3 separate regions of the Homo sapiens genome follow, and regions 2 and 3 are each linked to region 1. A link is a loop called in an ENCODE intact Hi-C map of the cell type or tissue named here. Cell type or tissue: mammary epithelial cell. All regions are shown on one strand. Links, peaks and the distances in the headings refer to the core of each region. The heading gives the core; the rest is flanking DNA.

Region 1 (8,199 bases), core at 1,267-6,266:
GGCCATCCCCTCCATTGCCTTCCTGCTTCCTCCAACTCATCCTCATCCCCTCTGTGACATACAGGAACCCCCCTCCGGCCTCACCCACATATTTGAATGAATTGCACCCCTTATCATTCCTTTTCTCAAACCCTTCAGGTATCCATTTTCCACAGACATTTCCTCCATTATTTCAACTCTCCACATTCCTCCCTTTCAACCCATCATTAACCCATTTTCCACCTCAGCCATTTCCATCTGTCACTCATCCCCCTCCATCAGTACCTCATTTTCTGTATCAGCCATCTCCCCTCCCTGTACCTCAACAGTCCCCCTCGCCATTTTCTCCCCATTTTTCCTTCCTGCCTCTACCTTAACATCCTCCTCATTCTTCTCCATCAAAGGCAGTGCCATGCCATGGGGCTCCTTTGTCATTCCAACACGTGGCCTGTGGGTAGGGGGGAAGGGAAGGAGGGAGGAAAGCAGAAAGAGAAAAAGGAGGCAGATCCTGAAAGAGCTTGCCCTGTGTCTGCGGAGGCAAGAGATGTATGGGCCTAGAGCAGCTAGCAGGTGGGTACCAGGGAGGAAGCTGGCCGGGTGTGGAGGTAATGCAGGGACACCAAAAGGAGGTGGGTGGTTGGTGAGCCGTTCCACTGGCCCTCTGCCTGGAAGCTGCTCTCGTTCTCTAGGGGCACCCTCTTGGTGTGCTAGGGTTCTTTCCCAGTCCCAGGGGAAAGAAGGTGTGGGTTGAGGCAGAAATGGCAGACCACCCCCCCCCGCTCCCTCTCAGACGGCTTTTGCTGCCATTTCCGAAAACGGTTGCCCCCCCCCCCAACGAGGTGCTCTTTCTTCTCTGCCTCTCCCAACCCCACCCCCCACCCCATCTCCCCCACAGACGTGACATGCTGGTGGGGGGCAATGGGGGAGTACCCGCCTTTGTGGAGCCTTTTCTTCGTCAGAGAAAGGTGACTCCCAGAACCATGAGTCAACCCAGCCACCTGCAGCAGGGCCTGTGGGGGCAGCAGTGAGGGCCATTGTCCCTGCCCACCTAGGGCCTTGGGCGCCTCCCCCTTACCCGGTTACAGGCCTCACTCCTGGAAGGACACCCTGTACACCTCCCTGCTGTGAAGCAGTCAGAGGCAGAAAGGCAGGTCTCAGCTGTGGCTGCCAGCCTAGGACATTGCTAGAAAGACTCTGGTTCTCCTGGCTTTGGCAGGGGTTGGCCAAGTCTCAGAAGGGCTGAGAATGGCTTCTGGCCATCCCCCAGAGAGCTCTAGCTACAGGAAAGTCCCCCTTCCCCTGATATCCACCACAGACACACCGATAGAGGGAGACTGGAATGGAAGAATTCGGGTTGTACGTTTCTCTTATAACAAATGCTCCTGCACCCACCTTAAAAGGGACTCAGAGGAATATGGGTCTGATGATGGGCCGGATCCTAAACCACAGGGTGGACTGGGGGCGTAGGGTGAGGCTAGGAGAGGTATTAAGGAAATGGTGGTTGGTTAGTGCCCAATTGTCTCCTAACAGCTGGGGTTGAAAAAGTCCTGTCCCCAGGATGCTTTTGTTCACTCACACTGGTGCTTAGGCGGCACAGCCCTCACAGTTTTGTGTGTAGACGCTGGCAAATGAGTAAAGGGAACTGTTGCCCTGGTTGGGGGAAGGATAGTGTCGCCCCCCCTGCTAATGAGGGAGTTGGAAACAGCAGTTTCCAAAGGCTGTGAGTCACCCTGTGATCTGAGTCACACGTGAGGCTTAGCATCGTCAGAGGGGTGGGGGCGGGGAGGCCTGGGGTCTCCGATGGCAGACAGGACTCCAGACACCCATTCCCTGACTCAGTCTGGCTGGCCAGGACAGCTGGCGGAAGACCCAGGCCTGTTCCCGGTCCTGGGCCACTGCCCCAGCTGCCCTCAGCCTGGGCACCATGCCTGAGGCGTGGCGTAGGAGACCACGATGCTCAGGTGACCTCACCCGTTACACTGACCTTCGCCAGCTCCTGTGTGTGGGTCGCTCAGTCCATGGTGCCACCTCGCTCAGCAGGGCCTCTCAGGGGTCCTCAGTCTGGCCCAAGGACCAGGGCCTCAGCCTAGCCCCAAGAGTGGGCCACAACCTTCAGCTTCCTGCTGGGAAAACCCAGGAGGTGAGGACGGAATCACAGAATTCTAGAATGTCAGAGCCAGAAGAGATCATCTAGTCCAAACCTTTCATTTTACAGATGGGGGGACGCAGGCCCACAGAACAGGCATGACCTGCTGAAGGTTACCCAGGGAGTCATTTAGGGATTGCAAGATCATCAGGAACAGGGCTGGGGCAGAAGAGAAGGCATCAAGTCTTGGCCCTGGGTTTCTTTCAGAAACAAGGAGACCAGTGCTGGTCCAGTGGCTGTGATGGGAAAAGATTATTACAAGATTCTTGGGATCCCATCGGGGGCCAACGAGGATGAGATCAAGAAAGCCTACCGGAAGATGGCCTTGAAGTACCACCCAGACAAGAATAAAGAACCCAACGCTGAGGAGAAGTTTAAGGAGATTGCAGAGGCCTATGATGTGCTAAGTGACCCCAAGAAACGGGGCCTGTATGACCAGTATGGGGAGGAAGGTAAGAGGGCAGCACTCCAGCCCAATCCCGGACCCCTCCGCTTGGTAGGGGTCCCAGGTGCACCAGTTTGTGTAGCGGGGAACTGGAGGCTGTGGAGGGGGTGAGGGCAGCAAGGGTTTCCAGCACTGTCACCCAGAGAAGAGAGAAGCCCACCCACTACCCAGCTCAGCTCACCCTAGTTCTCCCCGCCTCTCTCTGCCCCCTCCCTCCTCGGGTTCAGGCCTTAGAGAGGTCTGAAGCAAGAGCCAGAGGCCTTCCCCGCCCTTCTTTCCTTCCCAGCCTTATTAGTCCTGCCTGAAGTCTCCGCTGCTTCATTGGCTGATGAGGAAGGTTGGGGAGAGGGAGTGTGTGGCTCTCTGAGGACAGAGCATTTACATTCATCAGCATAAAAGTCTGGCCCTTAAGCAGCCTGGGAATTAACTACCAGAGCTCTGAGCAGAAATGGTTTTCCCCTTCTCTCCCCCGGCCCTGCCTGCTTCTGGCCAGCAGAACAGAGGTGGAGCTTTGCCTCCCAGAGGAAGTGGCAGGGATCCAAGGGTGGACGGGGAACTGCTGCTGGCATCTTCCCCCTTCCCTGGGGTAGCTGGTGGCCATGGGGTGGGAGGCAGGAAAGGCCCAAATAAAGCCTCTGAGAGGGAGGCCCCTCCCAGCACATCCCACGGCCATGATGTAGCTGCTAATTCTGGGCCTGCCCCTCAGGGCTGCCTGCCACCCGCCAGCCACAGGCACCTGTCAGGCTATATTAAGAGACATTGTCACGCTGAGGACTCTCCTTCCTGGGAAGAACTGTCCTTCCTCCCCAACAGAATCCACCTTTCTTTCACATTCTCCTCCTCTTCACCCTCCCCTTTCTATCCTCAAAACTAAATGGGCTAATCATATGTAGATAAGAAGGTTATTTTCTTCCCCTCCTCCTGGCCTTGTGTTCCATGCCCCTCTGTGAACCCTCATCCTCCCAACTCCCTTTTCCTATTCTCCATGCTGCCGGTTCCTTCCATTCTTCCTGCCTACCTCCTAGACGTGCCAACTCCCAGATTCACCAGATACCGGCTGGAACCCCCAGTATTCTTTCAGCTAAGACATTTTTCTCTCTGGCATGGAGGGATGGGAGGGATAGGAGTGGAAAAGAGGGAAGCAGTGCAGACACCATGCCACCATGTGACCTGTCTTGGAATTGCACCCATTCCTCCATTCAGCCTCACCTTTGTTTAGAAAGAAGGCAGGAGCTGGGAGAGCTCCCTTGAGATACTTCACCCCTTCTGCCTAAGTGAAGGGGTCCAGACACCAGGTTCTGATGCAGAACCCCATCCCAGGAAGGCCCCTGAGGATGCGGCATGGCCTTAAGGGGACCTCCATGGCCTGGGGAGGGAGAAGCAGCTTAGAAATGTTGGTTATATTTCTGTCCACCCTGCCCAATCCCCAGCAGCCATTTATTATAGAGCAGTTATACACACAGACTCTGTGTGCAGCTCCAGCTAGGGACAAGTTGCTCCCAGCTTGAAAAGGGGGTGGTAGTGGAAGAATAGAAATCCCTATAGAGAGAATTACCCCTTCCCATCATCATCAGTCCAGCCTCCCTCCCTCTCTCACTGAGCTCTGCCAGGCTGCTTGAACTCGCTTGATAATCAGCCCCTCGATAGAAGGAAAGGAGAGATCCTAGGTCTTGGGGGAGGGGTGAAGAGGCAGCTGCCACAAGTCCCTGAACCGTCTGCCACTTGGCCTCTCTAGTGAAACTCAAATCTGCCCTTGTGGTCCCAGGAAATAAGAGGCTAATTTAGGCTCAGATCTCCATGATCAGTTGAAATTCTAGATAAATGGCCTCAAAGAGAAGGGTCTCTTTCCTAGCCTGGACCCCACCCATAGTCTCTGTATTCCGGAGCAGTTCTCAGTGTGAACCGTCTCCCCACATCCCCCACTACTGCCAGCACCCCCTCCTGTGCATGAAGGCTGCCTCCAGGAATCTGAGCCCCTTAGACAGGACCTGACAGAGAGAGCAGCTAAGGTCACCACTGCCATGTGCCAGCCCATTCATGCATTTTGGTTGCTCAACATTAGGTGTGGGGTATGGCGTTTGCTGTTGTATAACTCCAGGGAGCTCCATTCCCATTGTAGTCTATGTCTGTACAATGTGTGAATGACACTCCCTAAAGTTGTGTAACACCGAGCAGAGTGTGGGAACAAAGCATTTAAAAACTTTTTCTAGAAAAATAGCTCTTCATCTCCAAGCTAATGAGCTTTCCCACTTTTTAAGGCTTCCTGATTTCCCGTTTGAGCAGGGGCCAGGGAAAGAGGAAACACTGCTAGAAGCAGAGTGAAAGTGGTCTTCCTCCCGGGTTGGATCCCTAGCCTATTTGCGACTGTTCACTTACCAGCCCCCTCTGTGGTCACATCCTGTCTGATGGCCCCTTGTCCTATATGTCTTTGGAGATAAGCAAAGATTTGGGAACCAAGTATCACTTGTAATGTGACACCAGGCTAGTCATTCAAGGCTTTTTGAGACATCTTTGGACCATGAGTATGTGGAAAAGATTACAGGACTGGAAGTCACATCCTCTAAGTCCTCTAGTCCTGGCTTTTCCACCTATTGGGTAAGCAAGCCTCTTTGAATCTCAAGTTGTGCATCGTTATTAAATATATAATTAGGAATGGAAGATAATCTTGCCAGAAGCCTTTCTTACTCTATTAGCCTGGCCCTCTCTGTGGGATTTAAAGGTTGCTTCTTTCTTTAAGCCTGTGAACTGGGAGCTAGAGGGCAGGGGGAAGACACTGGGATTGGGGCCAGAATAAGCCACACTGCCCCTAACTTCTCCTCCCCTCTAGGCCTGAAGACCGGCGGTGGCACATCAGGTGGCTCCAGTGGCTCCTTTCACTACACCTTTCATGGGGACCCCCATGCCACCTTTGCCTCCTTCTTTGGTGGCTCCAACCCCTTCGATATCTTCTTTGCCAGCAGCCGCTCCACTCGGCCCTTCAGTGGCTTTGACCCAGATGACATGGATGTGGATGAAGATGAGGACCCATTTGGCGCTTTCGGCCGTTTTGGCTTCAATGGGCTGAGTAGGGGTCCAAGGCGAGCCCCAGAACCACTGTACCCTCGGCGCAAGGTGCAGGACCCCCCAGTGGTGCACGAGCTGCGGGTGTCCCTGGAGGAGATCTACCATGGCTCCACCAAGCGCATGAAGATCACAAGGCGTCGCCTCAACCCTGATGGGCGAACTGTGCGCACCGAGGACAAGATCCTGCACATAGTCATCAAGCGTGGCTGGAAGGAAGGCACCAAGATCACCTTCCCCAAAGAAGGCGACGCCACACCTGACAACATCCCTGCTGACATCGTCTTTGTGCTCAAAGACAAGCCCCATGCACACTTCCGCCGAGATGGCACCAACGTGCTCTACAGTGCCCTGATCAGCCTCAAGGAGGTGGGGCCTAGTCAGGCTGTGTGTGTGTGCTGGGGAGATGGTGGGGACATTCCCTCTCTTCCCGCCAGCTGGCACATTCTTTCCCCACCTCAGTCTATTTCCTTCCTTCCCACTCACCTTACCCCACCTTTTCCTCACTTTCTGCTTCGTCTTTCCCAGGCGCTGTGTGGCTGCACTGTGAACATTCCCACTATCGACGGCCGAGTGATCCCTTTGCCCTGCAATGATGTCATCAAGCCAGGCACCGTGAAGAGACTCCGTGGGGAGGGCCTTCCCTTCCCCAAAGTGCCAACTCAGCGAGGAGACCTCATTGTTGAGTTCAAAGTTCGCTTCCCAGACAGATTAACACCACAGACAAGACAGATCCTTAAGCAGCACCTACCCTGTTCCTAGGCTCTGCCCCAGCCAGTCCAGAGCCTACCACAGCAATACCCCCAACACTCACTCCACTCAATGTGCACCCAGCTTGATGTCCACTGGACACTGGCAACTTTTTCTAAAATGCAAAAAAAAGCCACTGGTTTTCAGGAAAATGTTCCTGTCCCTGACCCCTTTTAGAGCTGGGCTGCCTGGGGGGAGTGGGAGGGAGGTGGGGAGAGCTAGCCCAGGCCAGGGGTCAATGTTCATGTCACTAGCTTTCAATCCAGTTTCCACTGCAGTGGCTGGAGAGTGACCTGAGTGCTACTTGAAGATATGTAGAGATTCCTTATCCATGCCTGTACATAGCATGTCCTCCTCCCCTCAGCTTTGCTAATACCAGTCCCCTCCCTTCCCTTTGGCTTCCTGCTGTTGGGGGTGGAAAAGACTAGAAAGGACATTGCTTTCTCAGCCCCACCCCCAGGTCCACAGTGTCCAAGGTAATGGCACACATATTCATGCACAAGAAGCACTCACCTAGAGCTGTCTGTGCCTCTCTGGGAGAAAGGAGAGAGGATAAGAAGGGAAAGTTCACAACCTGTGAACAGGGACTTGAGCACGAGACACTTTTCATCTGGAGCAGGGGGGTGAGCTCCTCAGCAGCCTCCGTAACAGCTGCCCTGCCTACACCTGCAGAGCTGGAGGTTCTGTCCTCCCTGCTGCTCTCAGGAGTGTTCAAGGGTGGAGGGCAGGGAATGGGGCCTGAGGTATTAAGGCTAAGAGGTGGGGGACAGGGCCCATCTACCAGCCTTCATCAGGAAGGGAAAGGGCTTTGGGGTCAGGTGGCAGCTATTCCCCACCAAGAGATTCAGGGTCACAGGTTTTTCCCCACACCTCTGAACTCAGGGCCTAGCCACCCCCAAACTTCCAAATCCCACTTTTGTGATATGTGAAGCTACTCATTTCTTACCCTTGGAGGCTGTGTGGGGAATTTCCAGCCCTTTTATGCCTGTGTGATCCCACCCCACCCCCATAGTTGTATAAAGGTCATAGTGAAGAAGCTGGGGGAAGACTGCTTCAGCCAGATCCTGGGGTGGGGTCTTTAGGTTTTCTCACTTTGACAACCCCCGAATGTTTTTATAGTAGTTTTTTTGTATTTTTTTGTAATGACAGTATTATGTAAAAAATAAAGTATTTTAAAAATATGGCATCTGAGCAGGAGCAACAAACCTGGGATGGGGGTGGCTGAGGAGGGCCACTGTCATCCTCCCTCCCGGGCTCTGGTCACCTTTGAGAAGCCCAAGCAGGCCCTCAGTATAAGCTGAAGCTGACCTCTGCCTTCCTCGAAGCCTCCTGGGATTTCTAAAACTTATACTTCAAACACAGCACAGACAGAAAGTACCACTCAGCTATTAGAAGAAACATCTATTTGGGAAGGAAAAATATCCCTGCTCATGAGAGACAGAGACCATTGTCTTCAGATGTGCTAGCATGAAAACAGATTTTCTCTTCTTGTCTAAATTTTCTCTGAGTCAGACAAATTTTCCTTCTAGGAGAAAATTTTTTTCTAGGAGGGGGTGGAGAACTTTTTTTTTTTTTTTTTTTTTTTGACACGGAGTCTTGCTCTGTCGCCCAGGCTGGAGTGCAGTGATGCGATCTTGGTTCACTGCAGCCTCTGTCTCCTAGGTTCAAGCGACTCTCCTGCCTCAGCCTCCGAGTAGCTGGGATTACCGGCATGCACCACCACACCCGGCTAATTTTTGTATTTTTGGTAGAGACAGGGTTTCACCATGTTGCCCAGGCTGGTCTCAAACTCTTGACCTCAAGTGATCCGCCTGCCTTG
Region 2 (8,199 bases), core at 1,591-6,590, 230 kb before region 1:
CCAGAGTATGTTCCTGGTGCTTTTGTTGAAAATCAGTTGGCTGTAAATTCATGGATTTATTTCTTGGTTCTCTAGTCTGTTCCATTGGTCTATGTGTCACCTTTATGGTAGTGCCATGCTGTTTTGCCTACTAGAGCTTTGTAGTATATTTTGAAGTCAAGCAGTGTGATGCCTCCAGCTTTGTTCTTTTTGCTCAGGATTGATTTTGGCTATTCGAGGTCTTCTATGGTTGCATATAAATTTTAAGGGTTTTTTTTCTATTTCTGTGAAGAATGTCATTGGTATTTTCATAGGGATTGCATTGACTCTGTAGATCACTCTGGGTACAATGGTCATTTTAAGAATATTAATTCATCCAGTCTGTGAGCATGGAATGTCTTCTTATTTGCTTTTATCCTCTTCAGATTCCTTCATCAGTGTTTTTCTTTTCTTTTCTTTTCTTTTTTGAGATGGAGTCTTGCTCTGTCACCCAGGCTGCAGTGCAGTGGCGTGACTTGGCTCACTGCAACCTCAACCCCCAGGTTCAAGCAATTCTCCTGCCTCAGCTTCCTGAGTAGCTGGGATTACAGGCACCCGCCACCACACTTAGGCACTTTTTGTATTTTTAGCAGAGACAGCGTTTCACCATGTTGGCCAGGCTGGTCTTGAACTCCTGACCTCATGAGCCACCCACTTCGGTCTCCCAAAGTGCTGGGATTACAGGTGTGAGCCACTGCACCCTGCCCCTCAGTGTTTTTCATAGATTTCTTTGTAGAGATCCTACACTTCTTTGGTTAAATTTATTTCTAGTTTTTTTTTTTTTGTAGCTTTTGTAAATGTGATTGCTTTCCTGATTTCTTTTTCAGCTAGTTTGGTGTTCACATATAGAAATGCTACTGATTTTGTATGTTGATTTTGTATCCTGCAACTTTGCTGAATGTGTTTATCATCTCTAACATTTTTGGCAGGGTATAGTTTGGGGTTTTCTATGTATAATATGTCATGTGCAAACAGGGATAATCTCCTTTGGAGATTTCATATTTCCTTGCTTTTTCATGTTTGATGTGTCCCTATGTTGAGTTCTACGAATCTGGTGGAACAGTCACCTTTTCTCATTTTATGGGTTAGATTTCATAGGGAAAGGCTTATTCATATGGATGGGTCTTGGGGTGTTGGTTTGGTGAAGTGCATTGGCTTTGGTTCTAGGTGGATGCAAAAGTGTAGTCTCTATATAGTTTCGTCAGTTGTAATCCATGCTAGTGATGTTTGCATGTGTCTCAGTGGGCTAGGCTGTAATAGTTTATGGAAGTGGTGGTGCTCCTTTGCTGGGGGTAGACTTGCTGGGCTGTTTCTCAGGTTAGTGGTGCATATATATGCACATGGTGTGTTGGCCAGTTTGGGGTCTGGCTTGCTGGGATTAGGGCCATAGGGCTATTACTCTGGTTAGGAGAACATGTGTGGTTGCTCAGTCTGCCTTGGGGTGTACCTGGCAGGGGTGGTCCATGGGCTATTTCTCAGGACTGGGACATAGCCATATTGTTTCTTAGCTGGTTTTGGTGTATGTCTGCTGAGGGCAGCCCACAGGGCTATTTCTCAGGTCCAAGATGACATCGCAAGTCTGCTTGGCTGGCTTGGGGATATGTTTGCTGAGTCTCCCATGGGGCTATTCATCAGGCCAGGAGCATAGGCACAAGGCTGCTCAGCTGGCCTGGGTGCATCTTTGCCAAGAGTAGCCCTGCAGGGATGTTTCTCAGACCTTGATAGCAGGCATGGAGCCTTGGGCAGGAACAGGGTAACGGACATGGGGCCTGTTTCTCAGGCTCTGGGTGTGGACGTGTAGCTACTCCACCAGCCTGTGGGCATATCAGTTGTTTGGTGGTTTGGGGACAGCTCCTGCTTGGGGCAGGACACACAGTGGCTTGGCTGGCTTAAGGGCGGGTTCACCAGCTTAGGAGTGGGTTTGCCCTAGGTGAACTGGCAGACTGTTCCTCTGGCTGGAAGTATAGGCAGCAGGGATTGCTTTCCCTGCTGTGCAGGACCCAAGTCACAGCTGATCCTGGTCCCAGGTTCCATGCACCTGGGATTGCGGCATTCAGCAACCCTTGTGGGCTTGACATAATGAAGATGGAGCCACAGTGCTGGGGAGGTGCAGTGGCTACTGGCCCCCAGAGCAGGGTACACTTCAGAGGTGGCTTTTGTCTCAAGATGGCATCACGCTGCAGCAGCTTGGCTCACAGGGGATTGGCGGGGGATAGGCAGTACACATCTTGCTCTTCTAATGCAGGGCAATGTAGCTGTGTGAATATTAGGCAGCTCTCTATACTGGGCTCAGGACTTGTGAGGACTGTGGGATTCTCCTGTAGTAAGGACTGTGGGTGTTTGCAGTGGCAGCAGGCACTGGGGAGGATCTTCTGCTTACCTTTTCCCCTCAAAGGGAAGTCCTACCTGATTCTAGGCTAACCCAATCTGGCGAGGGAGGTGGGGCTTCAGAGGCTGGGTGCCTCCTCACTGCTCCCGTCACCACAGGCGCATCTCCACTCCCCCACTGCACTCCACCGCTCTCCCCTCAATACTGCAGTCAAATCTTAGCTGTTTATTCATTGCCTTGTTCCTTTTTGTAGTGGACACAAATGCCAGGTGTTTCTAATCAGCCATCTTGCTGCTGTCACTGAGCTGCCCTGTAAGTATTATTAGGCCTAAAACATGCTGCCTTGATATCTTAGAACCTTAAAGGACTCCAAAGGCCTAACCATGAGTTCACCAGCTCTGCCCAGTTATGTTCACCCCCACTCACTAGTTTCTCTATCAGCTGGACCAGCTGTACCCAATCCATAGAATTGTTCAAACAAGCCAATCACATCCTCCCTGAGGCACCAACACCTCATCATGTTATTATAAAACCTGCCTCCTATGGCCCTTGTTTTTTCCCTCTTTTCCTGAGTGCAACCTCATGCGGCCCTGCATAGTGTGCGGAGTCCTCCTTCTGTGAGTGGTGAATGTACATGTGAGTAGTAAAATGCTGTCAATCTCTTCTGTCCAGTGTTGGGTGTAGGGTGTTCAGCCATCCCCAGAATCCTAAAGTGGGACCCTCTTCCTCGCCAATAAGTTGAAAAAGAGGTGAGCAGAGCACCATATTACCTATCCAAACAGCTCCGGCTCCCTGCAGCTGCTGCTGCCCTCTATGTGGCTGTAACAGTTCTATCACCCGTTAGCCTGACCTCTTGCCCCCAGCAGAATCACCATGTTCTGCAAATCCTGCACCTGCTCCTGCCGGTGCACTACTTACCTCACAGATAACCTACAGCCACTGCCCTCCCACCAAATCATTAAAACCATCTGCTGCAAACTCCTCTCCAGCAACTTGCCTGGCCTTTGTTCCTCTGCCTCAGAGCTCAGCCAAGGGCTGAGCCAAAAATAGTCTCATGTCTTTTTGCAGGGTAGGCCTTTAGCATAGGTTTATTTACTGGTTTGGGACTCATTGATGAAGGGTGCTTGTGCGGACAGGACAGTGGGATCAGTGTCTTCCTGAACAAGGGCGCATTCATGTAATGATCACAGCTAAGCCTGGCATTTCTCACGATGTGGGCATGGATCATCACATTTGCCCTTACTGCCTCGTGGTTGAGAGCGAACAGCAAACGACGGGGATGAAGTACACGAAAAGCCTCTGTGGACGCTGGAGGGCTGCACAACTATCAAGGATTCTTCTTCATTTGTTTCTAGAAAACTTGCTTTAAGCCAGACTCTGCTTTCATTATAATGCTGCAGAGCCACAATGATTGCAATAGAATTTCTTCAAGGAACTGTTCATGGCTACCAATTCATACGTACCCATGAGTCCTATCGCCTTGTAAAGAAAAATGTGACTGACATGCCACTGGTGTGAGACTTGTCTCTCCACATAAGCCTTATGAAAGAGCTTCGCTGTGTCTCATACTCAGAAAATACTAGTGAACATCTCAAATATACCAAGGTGCCGGGGACAGAGGTGCATAGTTGCTGCGACTCAGCGGCAACACTTTTACAGGTGAGCACCTTTGTTAATGCCCAAGAGCTAGAATTTCCAAGAAGTTGGGCAGGAAGCCCCAGAGTAGTGTCAGGCAGCAAAACCACCGGAGCTCACACAGCCGGTTACCGCCCGGTGCAGAAGCGTGGCGAGTAGCGGTAGACGGCAGCCAGAGACACTAGAGGGCAGCACGCCCCCACCCAATACTCCTAGTCCTGCGACGTCTCGGCCCCGCCAGGGGTCCTGGGCCAAACGCGGGGGCTCACGCCTGAAAGCCTAACACTTTGTGAGGCCGAGGTGGGAGACTTGATTCAGCCCAGAAGGTCAAGACCAGCCTGGGCAACATGGCGAAAACTGGTCTTTACAAAAATTACAAAAATCAGCCGGGTGTAGTGGCGAGCGCCTGTAGTCCCAGCTACACGGGAGGCTGAGGTGGGAGGATTGCTTCAGCCCAGGAGGTAGAGGCTGCAGTGAGCCGTGATCGCGCCACTGCACTCTAGCCTGGGTGACAGAGTGAAACTCCGTGTCAAAAAAAAAAAAAAGTAATCTGCTCCAGTGCTTCTCAATCCTGCCCTTACATCAGAATCTCTGGGAGGCTTGTTAAAAACAGGACTAGCTGTAGAATATGTGGTGCTTGTAAAATGAAAATGTAGGCCTTTTGTTCAAAAAGTAGGGAAAAAATGCCATTAAGAGTATTAAAATATAATTCTTTTCCCTTTTTGCTTTGGTCTCTCTCCTCTCTCAACTTCTGGTGTTTTTTGTTATTTAATGTTGTTCTAAATAAAGGAAAATTGAAACTTTAAATAATCGGCATGAATTTTACTATTCATCTTTATATTGCACATTGTCAGTTTTTTTTAATAGATGGGGTATGATTTATTCATTCATCCAACAAATTTTGAGCCCTTCTGTATGCCAGACACTATTCTTGATACTAGGAGTACAGAAAAGAACATACTGATATAGAGCTTACATTAAAGAAAGAGAGCAGATGATAAATAAATGGATAAATACCGTAGTGTCAGGGAGTGATAAATGCTATGAAGAAAGATGAAGTACCTTCTCAAATCTCTGAGACTTGGTAAGGGGAAAAAGATGTAGAACATATATGGGACACTTACTAGAATTTTTTAAAGACTTTGTGGTTGGTTGCTATTAGAGACTGGTGGTCAGGGTATGGCATGGTAGAGAGAGAGCCCTACTCATACTCTTTTGTGCTGTTTGATTTTTTTAAATTTTATTATTATTATACGTTAAGTTTTAGGGTACATGTGCACAATGTGCAGGTTAGTTACATATGTATACATGTGCCATGCTGGTGTGCTGCACCCATTAACTCGTCATTTAGCATTAGGTATATCTCCTAATGCTATCCCTCCCCACTCCCCCTACCCCACAACAGTCCTCAGAGTGTGATGCTCCCCTTCCTGTGTCCATGTGTTCTCATTGCTCAATTCCCACCTATGAGTGAGAATATGCGGTGTTTGGTTTTTTGTTCTTGCGATAGTTTACTGAGAATGGTGATTTCCAATTTCATCCATGTCCCTACAAAGGACATGAACTCATCATTTTTTATGGCTGCATAGTATTCCATGGTGTATATGTGCCACATTTTCTTAATCCAGTCTATCATTGTTGGACATTTGGGTTGGTTCCGAGTCTTTGCTATTGTGAATAGTGCTGCAATAAACATACGTGTGCATGTGTCTTTATAGCAGCATGATTTATAGTCATTTGGGTATATACCCAGTAATGGGATGGCTGGGTCAAATGGTATTTCCAGTTCTAGATCCCTGAGGAATCACCACACTGACTTCCACAATGATTGAACTAGTTTACAGTCCCACCAACAGTGTAAAAGTGTTCCTATTTCTCCACATCCTCTCCAGCACCTGTTGTTTCCTGACTTTTTAATGATTGCCATTCTAACTGGTGTGAGATGGTAGCTCATTGTGGTTTTGATTTGCATTTCTCTGATGGTCAGTGATGGTGAGCATTTTTTCATGTGTTTTTTGGCTGCATAAATGTCTTCTTTTGAGAAGTGTCTGTTCATGTCATTTGCCCACTTTTTGATGGGGTTGTTTGTTTTTTTCTTGTAAATTTGTTTGAGTTCATTGTAGATTCTGGATATTAGCCCTTTGTCAGATGAGTAGGTTGCAAAAATTTTCTCCCATTTTGTAGGTTGCCTGTTCACTCTGATGGTAGTTTCTTTTGCTGTGCAGAAGCTCTTTAGTTTAATTAGATCCCATTTGTCGATTTTGGCTTTTGTTGCCATTGCTTTTGGTGTTTTAGACATGAAGACATTGCCCATGCCTATGTCTTGAATGGTATTGCCTAGGTTTTCTTCTAGGGTTTTTATGGTTTTAGGTCTAACGTTTAAGTCTTTAATCCATCTCGAATTAATTTTGGTATAAGGTGTAAGGAAGGGATCCAGTTTCAGCTTTCTACATATGGCTAGCCAGTTTTCCTAGCACCATTTATTAAATAGGGAATCCTTTCCCCATTGCTTGTTTTTCTCAGGTTTGTCAAAGATCAGATAGTTGTAGATATGTGGCATTATTTCTGAGGGCTCTGTTCTGTTCCATTGATCTATATCTCTGTTTTGGTACCAGTACCATGCTGTTTTGGTTACTGTAGCCTTGTAGTATAGTTTGAAGTCAGGTAGCATGATGCCTCCAGCTTTGTTCTTTTGGCTTAGGATTGACTTGGTGATGCGGGCTCTTTTTTGGTTCCATATGAACTTTAAAGTAGTTTTTTCCAATTCTGTGAAGAAAGTCATTGGTAGCTTGATGGGGATGGCATTGAATCTATGAATTACCTTGGGAAGTATGGCCATTTTCATGACATTGATTCTTCCTACCCATGAGCATGGAATGTTCTTCCATTTGTTTGTATCCTCTTTTATTTCATTGAGCAGTGGTTGTAGTTCTCCCTGAAGAGGTCCTTCACATCCCTTGTAAGTTAGATTCCTAGGTATTTTATTCTCTTTGAAGCAATTGTGAATGGGAGTTCACTCATGATTTGGCTCTCTGTTTGTCTGTTATTGGTATACAAGAATGCTTGTGATTTTTGTACATTGATTTTGTATCGTGAGACTTTGCTGAAGTTGCTTATCAGCTTAAGGAGATTTTGGGCTGAGACAATGGGGTTTTCTAGATATACAATCATGTCATCTGCAAACAGGGACAATTGGACTTCCTCTTTTCCTAATTGAATACCCTTTATTTCCTTCTCCTGCCTAATTGCCCTGGCCAGAACTTCCAACACTATGTTGAATAGGAGTGGTGAGAGAGGGCATCCCTGTCTTGTGCCAGTTTTCAAAGGGAGTGCTTCCAGTTTTTGCCCATTCAGTATGATATTGGCTGTGGGTTTGTCATAAATAGCTCTTATTATTTTGAGATAAGTCCCATCAATACCTAATTTGTTGAGAGTTTTTAGCACGAAGGGTTGTTGAATTTTGTCAAAGGCCTTTTCTGCATCTATTGAGATAATCATGTGGTTTTTGTCTTTGATTCTGTTTATATGCTGGATTACATTTATTGATTTGCGTATATTGAACTAGCCTTGCATCCCAGGGATGAAGCCCACTTGATCATGGTGGATAAGCTTTTTGATGTGCTGCTGGATTCGGTTTGCCAGTATTTTATTGAGGATTTTTGCATCAATGTTCATCAAGGATATTGATCTAAAATTCTCTTTTTTGGTTGTGTCTCTGCCCGGCTTTGGTATCAGGATGATGCTGGCCTCATAAAATGAATTAGGGAGGATTCCCTCTTTTTCTGTTGATTGGAATAGTTTCAGAAGGAATGGTACCAGTTCCTCCTTGTACCTCTGGTAGAATTCGGCTGTGAATCCATCTGGTCCTGGACTCTTTTTGGTTGGTAAGCTATTGATTATTGCCACAATTTCAGAGCCTGTTATTGGTCTATTCAGAGAGTCAACTTCTTCCTAGTTTAGCCTTGGGAGGGTGTATGTGTCAAGGAATTTATTCATTTCTTCTTGATTTTCTAGTTTATTTGCGTAGAGGTGTTTGTAGTATTCTCTGATGGTAGTTTGTATTTCTGTGGGATCGGTGGTGATATCCCCTTTATCATTTTTTATTGCGTCTATTTGATTCTTCTCTCTTTTCTTCTTTATTAGTCTTGCTAGCGGTCTATCAATTTTGTTAATCCTTTCAAAAAACCAGCTCCTGGATTCATTAATTTTTTGAAGGG
Region 3 (8,199 bases), core at 1,591-6,590, 95 kb before region 1:
CCTCACTAGCCATCCCTCTCCCTAGTCTTTCACTGTCTTAGAACCTAATACCTCCAGATTTTACACCTCGTCATTTCTGCCTCACAGAAGAGGGATCCAAATCACCAGACTGCATCACAAAGCCCTCCTGTTCCACAAGGCAGGGATAGCATCACAGACCTTTATTTGTTTTTAAAGAGGCTTACTATGGTGATTCAATGTTCAGATGAGGGTGTCTGGTGCTCTGTATGGGCTACAGAGCCTGGGGCAAAAGATGCCAAGGTCATGGGCAACATGTACCTTTTCATGTTCTCTCTACTCTCTATACTGTTATGGCTTAGCTCTCCCCTTTACTACAATGGCCTGACACCTATTCCTGACACCTAGTGTGCATATGACACCGAGTCTCTATGCACACTACATGCCCTATAAGAGAGACAGTGGATAGATCAGAGGAACTCCATGAACTACATCATCTGTACTGGGAAGATAACAACAACAACAAAAAATAGAGGATAGGGCAAGCATCATATTGTTAAATCTTGGAAACCGATTTTTAATGCCACCAGCAATGATATATGGTCAGTACTGAGAGGTTCAGAAAGAGGGCAGTGTGTGACATGTCAAGGAAAGGACAAAGCTGATGTTCTTTTAAATAACTTTCTGAGAGTTAAAGAAGGACTTCTCCCAATCTGCGTGGTCCAGCCTGAGATGGGTGAGCAGAGATTGTAAGCACTACCTTTCATGGAGGCAAATGAATGAGGCTCACTTCTGGAGCTCTGTACAAGGCTTGATTTTTCCAGAATTGCCTCTACAGATTTTATAGCATCTAGCCTATTCATGGAGATGAGTTATTGGCAAAACTTTCGATTAAGGTTCACAAACTTGTGGCTCTTTGGTTGAATCCACCGTGGTTGGAATGTTTGCCTAAAAGAGTGTTTTATGAAAATCTGAATTTGAATAACTTTAGGCAGAGCAGGATTTTTCCTCATTTAACCCCGGGATCTACCACTCCTTTGCCCACTGATTCTCACATTAATGTTAACTTCATGACCCCTATCAATATTATGGCATGTCCCCAACACCCTAGGATTTCTGAGTTTCCTTGAGAAGTTCTTGCCCTGATAAAAGTGGTTGGTCTTAGGCTCAAAATCTCTGAAAAGGGGCCAAGTGCGGCGGCTCACACCTGTAATCCCAGCACTTTGGGAAGCTGAGGCAGGCGGATCACCTGAGTCAGGAGTTCGAGACCAGCCTGGCCAACATGGTGAAACCCCATCTCTACTAAAAATACAAAAAATTAGCCAAGTGTAGTGCTGGGCACCTGTAATCCCAGCTACTCAGGAGGCTGAAGCAGGAGAATCGCTTGAACCCAGGAGGCAGAAGTTGCAGTGAGCCGAGATCACACCACTGCACTCCAGCCTGGGTGACAGAATGAGACTCTGCCTCAAAAACAAACAAACAAAATCTCTGAAAAGGGTATTTGATCCTTCCTCCAGCATTAGTTCCTCCACCAGACAGGAATAGTGAGCACTCAATACGTGCTTAACCCTAAGTTGGGCAGTGTTGAGAGTACAAAGGCATTTGAGTTGTATTGCCTACCTGCTTTCAAGATTCTTAAAAATCTAGTTTCAAAGACAAGGCATCCACAAGAAGCAAAAGCCAACATTTTGCTGGGGAAGGGGCTAGAGAAGGGGGAAATAGAGTGTTATTGTTTAATGGGTACAGAAGTTTCTGTTTGGGGTGATGAATACAACCATCTTATTCATAAATGAATGCCCTTAATGGCACTGAATTGTACACTTAAAAATAACTAAAATGGTAAATTTTATGTTAAGCATATCTTACCACAACTTAAAAACAACCAAAAAATTCATTAGCACAAGGGTTTCTTTTTGAACTAGCTATAAGGAAAAATATTCTAAAAATGATTTGACAAACAAATGGATTAGTGAACATTTTTCTCTTTTAATTTTTTTATTTCCATAGGTTATTAGGGAACAGGTGGTGTTTGGTTACATGAGTAAGTTCTTTAGTGGTGATTTGTGAGGTTTTGGTGCACCCATCACCCGAGCAGTATACACTGCACCCTATTTGTAGTTTTTTATCCCTCACCTCCTCCCACTCCTCCCCTCAAGTCCCCAAAGTCCATTGTATCATTCTTATGCCTTTTCATCCTCATAGCTTAGCTCCAACGTATCAGTGAGAACATATGATGTTTGGTTTTCCGTTCCTGAGTTACTTTGCTTAAAATAATAGTCTCCAATCTCATCCAGGTCGCTGCAAATGCTGTTAATTCATTCCTTTTTATGGCTGAGTAGTATTCCATCATATATATATACCACAGTTTCTTTACCCACTCATTGACTGATGGGCATTTGGGTTGGTTCTACGTTTTTGCGATTGCAAATTGTGCTGCTATAAACATGCACGTGCAAGTATCTTTTTCGAATAATGGCTTCGTTTCCTCCAGGTAGATACCCAGTAGTGGGATTGCTGGATCAAATGGTAGTTCTACTTTTAGTTCTTTAAGGAATCTTCACACTGTTTTCCATAGTGGTTGTACTAGTTTTCATTCCCACCAGCAGTGTAGAGGCGTTCCCTTATTGCCACATCCATGCCAACATCTACTGTTTTTTTATTTTTTGATTATGGCCATTCTTGCAGGAGTAAGGCGGTATCACATTGCGGTTTTGATTTGCATCAGTGAACGTTTTTCTTAAATGTCCTTCTTATACCTACAAAAGGAAACTAGATCTTCATATTAAGGATAATTTAAGAAGAGTCCTACCTGAAAATGGGATGAATTTGAGCTATTTCATCATCTGCCCTGAACTTGCAAATTCCATAATACAGGAATGAGAAGACTTTTTCAAACAAAGAGCACTGAATGAAAGGTTAACAAAAATCAATTAAAAGGCAGCTTGAGTCAGCTTTTTAGTAGCAGGTCATCAACATACCTGCAAAGTAGCCTGTATCCTTCATTACTTTTATTACTCCTACTTAACCAGCTGTTGCCACCCTCTATGCAGCTGTAACAGTTTTGTCACCCATTAGCCTGACGTCTTGCACCCAGCAGAATCACCACATCTGCAAGTCCTGCACCTGCTTCTGCCAGTGCACTACTTACCTCACAGATAACCCACAGCCTCTGCCCTTCCACCAAGCCATTAAAACCATCTACTGAAAACTCCACTCCAGCAATTCGCCTGGCCCTTGCTCCTCTGCCTCAGAGCTGAGGAATTAGAGCCAAGGGCTGAGCCAAAAATGGTCTCATGCCTTTTTGTAGATTAGGCCTTTAGCATAGGTTTATTTACTGGTTTGGGGCTCATCGACAAGGGTGCTTGTGTGGACAGGACAGTGGGATCAGTGTCTTCCTGAACAAGGGCTCATTCATGTAATGATCACAGCTAAGCCTGGCATTTCTCACGATGTGGGCATGGATCATCACATTTGCCTTTCCTGCCTCGTGGTTGAGAGCGAACAGCAAACGAGGGAGATGAACTACACGAAAAGCCTCTGTGGACGCTGGAGGGCTGCACAACTATCAAGGATTATTCTTCATTTGTTTCTAGAAAACTTGCTTTAAGCCAGACCCTGCTTTCATTATAATGCTGCAGAGCCACAATGATTGCAATAGAATTTCTTCAAGGAACTGTTCATGGCTACCAATTCATACGTACCCATGAGTCCTATCGCCTTGTAAAGAAACATGTGACTGACATGCCACTGGTGTGAGACTTGTCCCTCCACACAAGCCTTACGAAAGAGCTTCGCTGTGTCTCATACTCAGAAAATACTAGTGAACATCTCAAATATACCAAGGTGCCGGGGACAGAGGTGCATAGTTGCTGCAACTCAGTGGCAACACTTTTATAGATGAGCACGTTCATTAATGCCCAAGAGCTAGAATTTCCAGGGAGTTGGGCAGGAAGCCCCAGAGTAGTGTCAGGCAGCAAAACCACCAGAGCTCACACAGCGGATTACTACCCAATGCAGGATTGTGGGGAGTAACAGTAGATGGCAGCCAGAGACACTAGAGGGCAGCACATGCCCACCCAATATGCCTAGTCCTGTGACATCTCTACCCTGACAGGAGCTTTCAAAGGTTATCTTCTCCAGTGGGCTCTCAATCCCAGCCTTATATCAGAATCACTCGGGAGCTTGTTAAAAATATAGATTTTCTGGTTTCACTCCAGACTAATGAATCGGAATCTCTAGATGCAGAGTCCAGCAACCTCTATATTAAATAAGTATCAAAAATAACCCTCAAGCAAGAAGGCACTCAGCTATGGGTTTGTATTTGAGACTCTGATGAAACTATGTCTCTCCCCTCACACTCAAAATTTGATTGAATTTCAGAGGCATTGACTCCACTTATGGACACCGTGGGGAACTCAGGAAGCCTGGTTAAGAAATTTGAATACAATTTATGCCAAGCGAAACACCATCACTCTGAGGTGGAAGCCTCAGCAAGGCCAGGGTCCTTCATGTTTTAAAAAGTCATAGGAACTTTGGGAAAAAAGAGAGACCAATGACCAATATTGAGAATGAGAGAGGTGACTCACCAAAATTCCAAAGACATTTAAAGGACAATCAATTAATGTGAAGGCCAAGCACAGTGGCTCATGCCTGTAATCCCAGCACTTTGGGAGGCTGAGGTGGGTGGATCACTTGAGCTCAAGAGTTCAAGACCAGCCTGGGCAACATGGCAAAACTCCATCTCTACAAAAACTACAAAAGTTAGCCGGACATGGTGGTGTGCACCTGTAGTCTCAGCTACTCAGGAGGCTGAGGTGGGAGGATTGCTTGAGCCTGGGAGGTGGAGGTTGCAGTGAGCTGAGATATCACCACTGCACTCCAGCCTAGGTGACAGAGTAAGACCATGTCTCAATAACAATAATAATGTGAAAATTTTAATGTCTATAAATGGGCAACTTAGATGAAATGGACTGCTATGGTTTGAATGTGTTCCTTCCAAACTTTATGTGTTGGGAACTTAATCCCCAATGTAACAGTTTTGGGAGGTGGGGCCTTTTGGGAGGTGTTTTAGATCATGAGAACAGAGTGGATTAATGCCACTATAAAAACGGTTTGCAGGAGTGGGTTCTCTCTCTTCTGCTTTTCTGCCCTTCTTCCATGTGAGGACACAGCAAGGAAGCCCTCATCAAATGCTGGTACCTTCCCAGCCTCCAGAACTGTGAGAGAATAAATTCTCTCTTTATAAATTACCACTCTGTGGTATTCTGTAATAACAGCACCAAATGGACTAAGACTGGACAAATTATTTGAAAGACACAAACTATCAAAACTTAAGAAGAAATAGATAACCTGAATGGCCTTATATCCATTTAAAGAAATTGCATTTGTAGTTTAAATCTTGTCTCAAAAAAATTCTTGTCAAGAAAACTCTTATTTTTTTATGACCATATTTCTTCACTAGTGAATTCTAACAAATATTTGAGTATGAAATAATACCAATTCTACATAAATTCTTTCAAAAATTTAAAGAGAAGAGAATACTTCTCAATTCATTGTTTGAAGCCAGGATTGCCTTGATACCAAATCCAAAGACATTACAAGAATAGAAAACTAGAGACCAACATTCTTCATGAACATGAATGCAAAAGTTCTTAACATTTTAGCAAATCAAATTCAGCAACATATAATTGGTAGGAAATACAGAGGGCAAACAAACATGATAGACCACAGGGATGCAATCAGCAGAATCAGGACTATGGACAAAGGATCTAGTTTCTTCCACAAAAAAATTATAAGGAGAAAAGTTAAAGCAATGGAGCAGAATCTATGTATTAAAAGAGCATTAAGAGACATTTCAACTACTTGAAGTTTGTGGGCTGTATTTGTATTCTGATTCCAACAAACAAATTATAGAAAATAAAAATAGGGGGTCGGGCGTGGTGACTGGCCAGGGGTGGTGGCTCATGCCTGTAATCCCAGCACTTTGGGAGGCCGAGGCAGGTAGATCATCTGATGTCAGGAGTTCCAGAAAATAAAAATAAATTTATAAGCCAATCAAGGGAATGTAAGCACTGATTGGGTATTTGATGATATGAAGAAACTATTTTGAACTTTCTAGGTTTAGTAATGGTAGCTCTGTCACTGTAAAAGCTTGTATATGTTGAGATGCATACTAAAATATTTAATGGTATAAATTTCTGATATCTGGAATTTACTTCAAAACGAGGAGGTAACTAGTGTGGGGGTAAAGAAGAAACAAGATTGTTAAAAAATATTAATTTGAAGTTGGGTGACAGGTACATGGAGGTATGTTATTTGAAATTTTCCCTAGTAAAAAGATAATTAAAAACAGAATCTTCCAAAAATGTTTTCAAATACCTTACTAATAAAGTAAAAACTCAGAAGACAGAGTCATGCGTAAATAAATAAACATGTAGAAATGCTTTTGATTTAATAATATACACATGAAGATCTTATAATCAAAATGATTAAATTTTGTTTATACCTTGAAAATATGTTACTATGATTGTAAAAATGAATTTATATTCTTATTCTTGTATAAAATGTATTATCCTATTAAATATTACTGATAGTTACTACTCAACCAAACAAAATAATTACATTTCCATCTGCCTCAATAATGCATCTAAAAGAAACTCCCATAAAAATGAAATTTTAGTCTGGGCATGATGGTTCATGCCTGTAATCTCAACACTTTGGGAGGATGAGGCAGGAGGATGACTTGAGTCCAGGAGTTCAAGACCAGCCTGGGCAACATAATGGGACCCCATCTCTACAAAAAATTATAAAATTAGCCAGACGTGGTGGCATGCATCTGTAGTCCCAGCTACGCAACTCAGGAGGCTGAGGTGGGAAGACCTTTTGAAACTGGGAGGTCAAGGCTACAGTGAACCATGATCACACCATTGCACTCCAGCCTGGGCGACAGAGTAAGACCCTGTCTCAAAAAAATAAAAATAAATAAATGAAATGAAATTTTAGTCATGATTTCAAAAATGTTTTCAGTAGCTGTATCCTTTTCACCATTTAAAATGTTTCTAAATGTTCTGAAATTTTATTCCTATCTATGACAGATTTCAATTAAGAAAAAGAAAAGAGCTTTCTTGGGGAGGGGAGGTGGTTAATAGGGTGTCAGCAAATCTCTGTGGATAATATTATGAAAAGTCCTCATATAATAGGTGAGTTTGGCCATCTCTGGCGATGAGCTAACCTAGACAATGAACTATAAATAAAGGTCAAAGAATTCAGGAACACAAGGAAGAAAGGGGAATTAACCCTGACTGAGCAGCATTACCCAGTGCCAGGCCTGTTATACGCCTCACCTCATTCAGTGCTTACCACCAGCCAGACCCAGGTATTGTTATCCCACGTTATACAAGAGGAAACTGAATCACCAAGAAGTAAAATAACTAGCCCATCACAGCAACTTAGAGATAGATAAAAAGGTTGATTCTAAACTCCACTAAGGTCCTTGCCACCTCTATTTCATTCAAGTTAAGAGGATATAAATACTCAGAATGATTATAAATAAGCTGTTTGAAATTGCAGACTATTCACATATCCAGTAGTTTTTTAAAAGAAGGACAGTAATAAAATAAATTTTAAGATAGGAGCCCGGGTGGCCAAGGCAGGAGGACACTTGAGGCTAGGAGTTCAAAACCAGCCTGGGCAACACAGCAAGACCCCATCTCTACAAAAAATAAAAAATTAGCTGGGCATGGTGGCATGCTTCTGTAGCCCTAGCTACTCAGGAAGCTGAGGCAGGAGAATCACTTGAGCCCAAGAGGCTGAAGCTGCAGCGAGCTGTGATTGTGCCACTGCATTCCAGCCCAAGCTACAGAGCTAAACCCTATTTCAAAAATAAAATGACATGAAATAAAGTAAATTTTTTAAAAACAGGAACCAAAGAGCAAGGCTGGATCCAAAGGTCTCCAGTGTCATCCTGGTACACACCTAGTTCTTCTCATCAGGTGTGTCCCCCAACTGCAGGAAAGGCATTAGGTTGTCACAGCCCAGTGACACTAGCACCTGAGATTGTTCCACTCATGACCCTTTTGGCAGTATGGCCATTTTCACAATATTGATTCTACCCATCCATGAGATTGATGTGTTTCCATTTGTTTGTGTCATCTATGATTTCTTTCAGCAGTGTTCTGTAGTTTTCCTTGCAGAAGACTTTTGACTCCTTGGTTAGGTATATTCCTAAGTATTTTATTTTTA

The links. Hi-C counts contacts between places; a loop is a spot of excess contacts. Peaks named below come from ENCODE experiments on the same cell type or tissue, not always from the same donor. Only the 100,000 strongest peaks of a DNase experiment are listed, where the experiment ranks them.
Region 2: it touches region 1 in a loop (8-fold over the local background); 14 of 110 quality-filtered maps call a loop at or near these places.
Region 3: it touches region 1 in a loop (5-fold over the local background); 84 of 110 quality-filtered maps call a loop at or near these places.

What each region holds. Positions count from the first base shown.
Region 1 is chr9:34,990,868-34,999,066 of GRCh38, forward strand. DNAJB5 (DnaJ heat shock protein family (Hsp40) member B5) reads left to right here. Exons shown (of 5, transcript NM_001349723.3): 3 at 2,333-2,577; 4 at 5,398-5,999; 5 at 6,159-7,561. The coding sequence ends at 6,392. Among named protein-coding and RNA genes, the nearest start is that of DNAJB5, 5.2 kb to the left of the region's middle. RefSeq lists enhancers at 1-922, 1,585-1,879, 1,853-2,782, 3,713-4,642. In mammary epithelial cell, for the core only: a CTCF peak has its summit at 3,729; DNase peaks (open chromatin) are centred at 1,714 and 4,654; H3K27ac peaks cover 1,348 bases.
Region 2 is chr9:34,756,479-34,764,677 of GRCh38, forward strand. It overlaps a transcript of PHF24 not described here. Among named protein-coding and RNA genes, the nearest start is that of SPATA31F1, 31 kb to the left of the region's middle. In mammary epithelial cell, for the core only: a CTCF peak has its summit at 4,170 (motif pointing right); no DNase peak of the experiment used is centred there.
Region 3 is chr9:34,895,731-34,903,929 of GRCh38, forward strand. SPATA31F3 (SPATA31 subfamily F member 3) reads right to left here and starts at 34. Exons shown (of 5, transcript NM_001309427.2): 1 at 1-34. It also overlaps a transcript of PHF24 not described here. In mammary epithelial cell, for the core only: a CTCF peak has its summit at 4,016 (motif pointing right); a DNase peak (open chromatin) is centred at 4,011.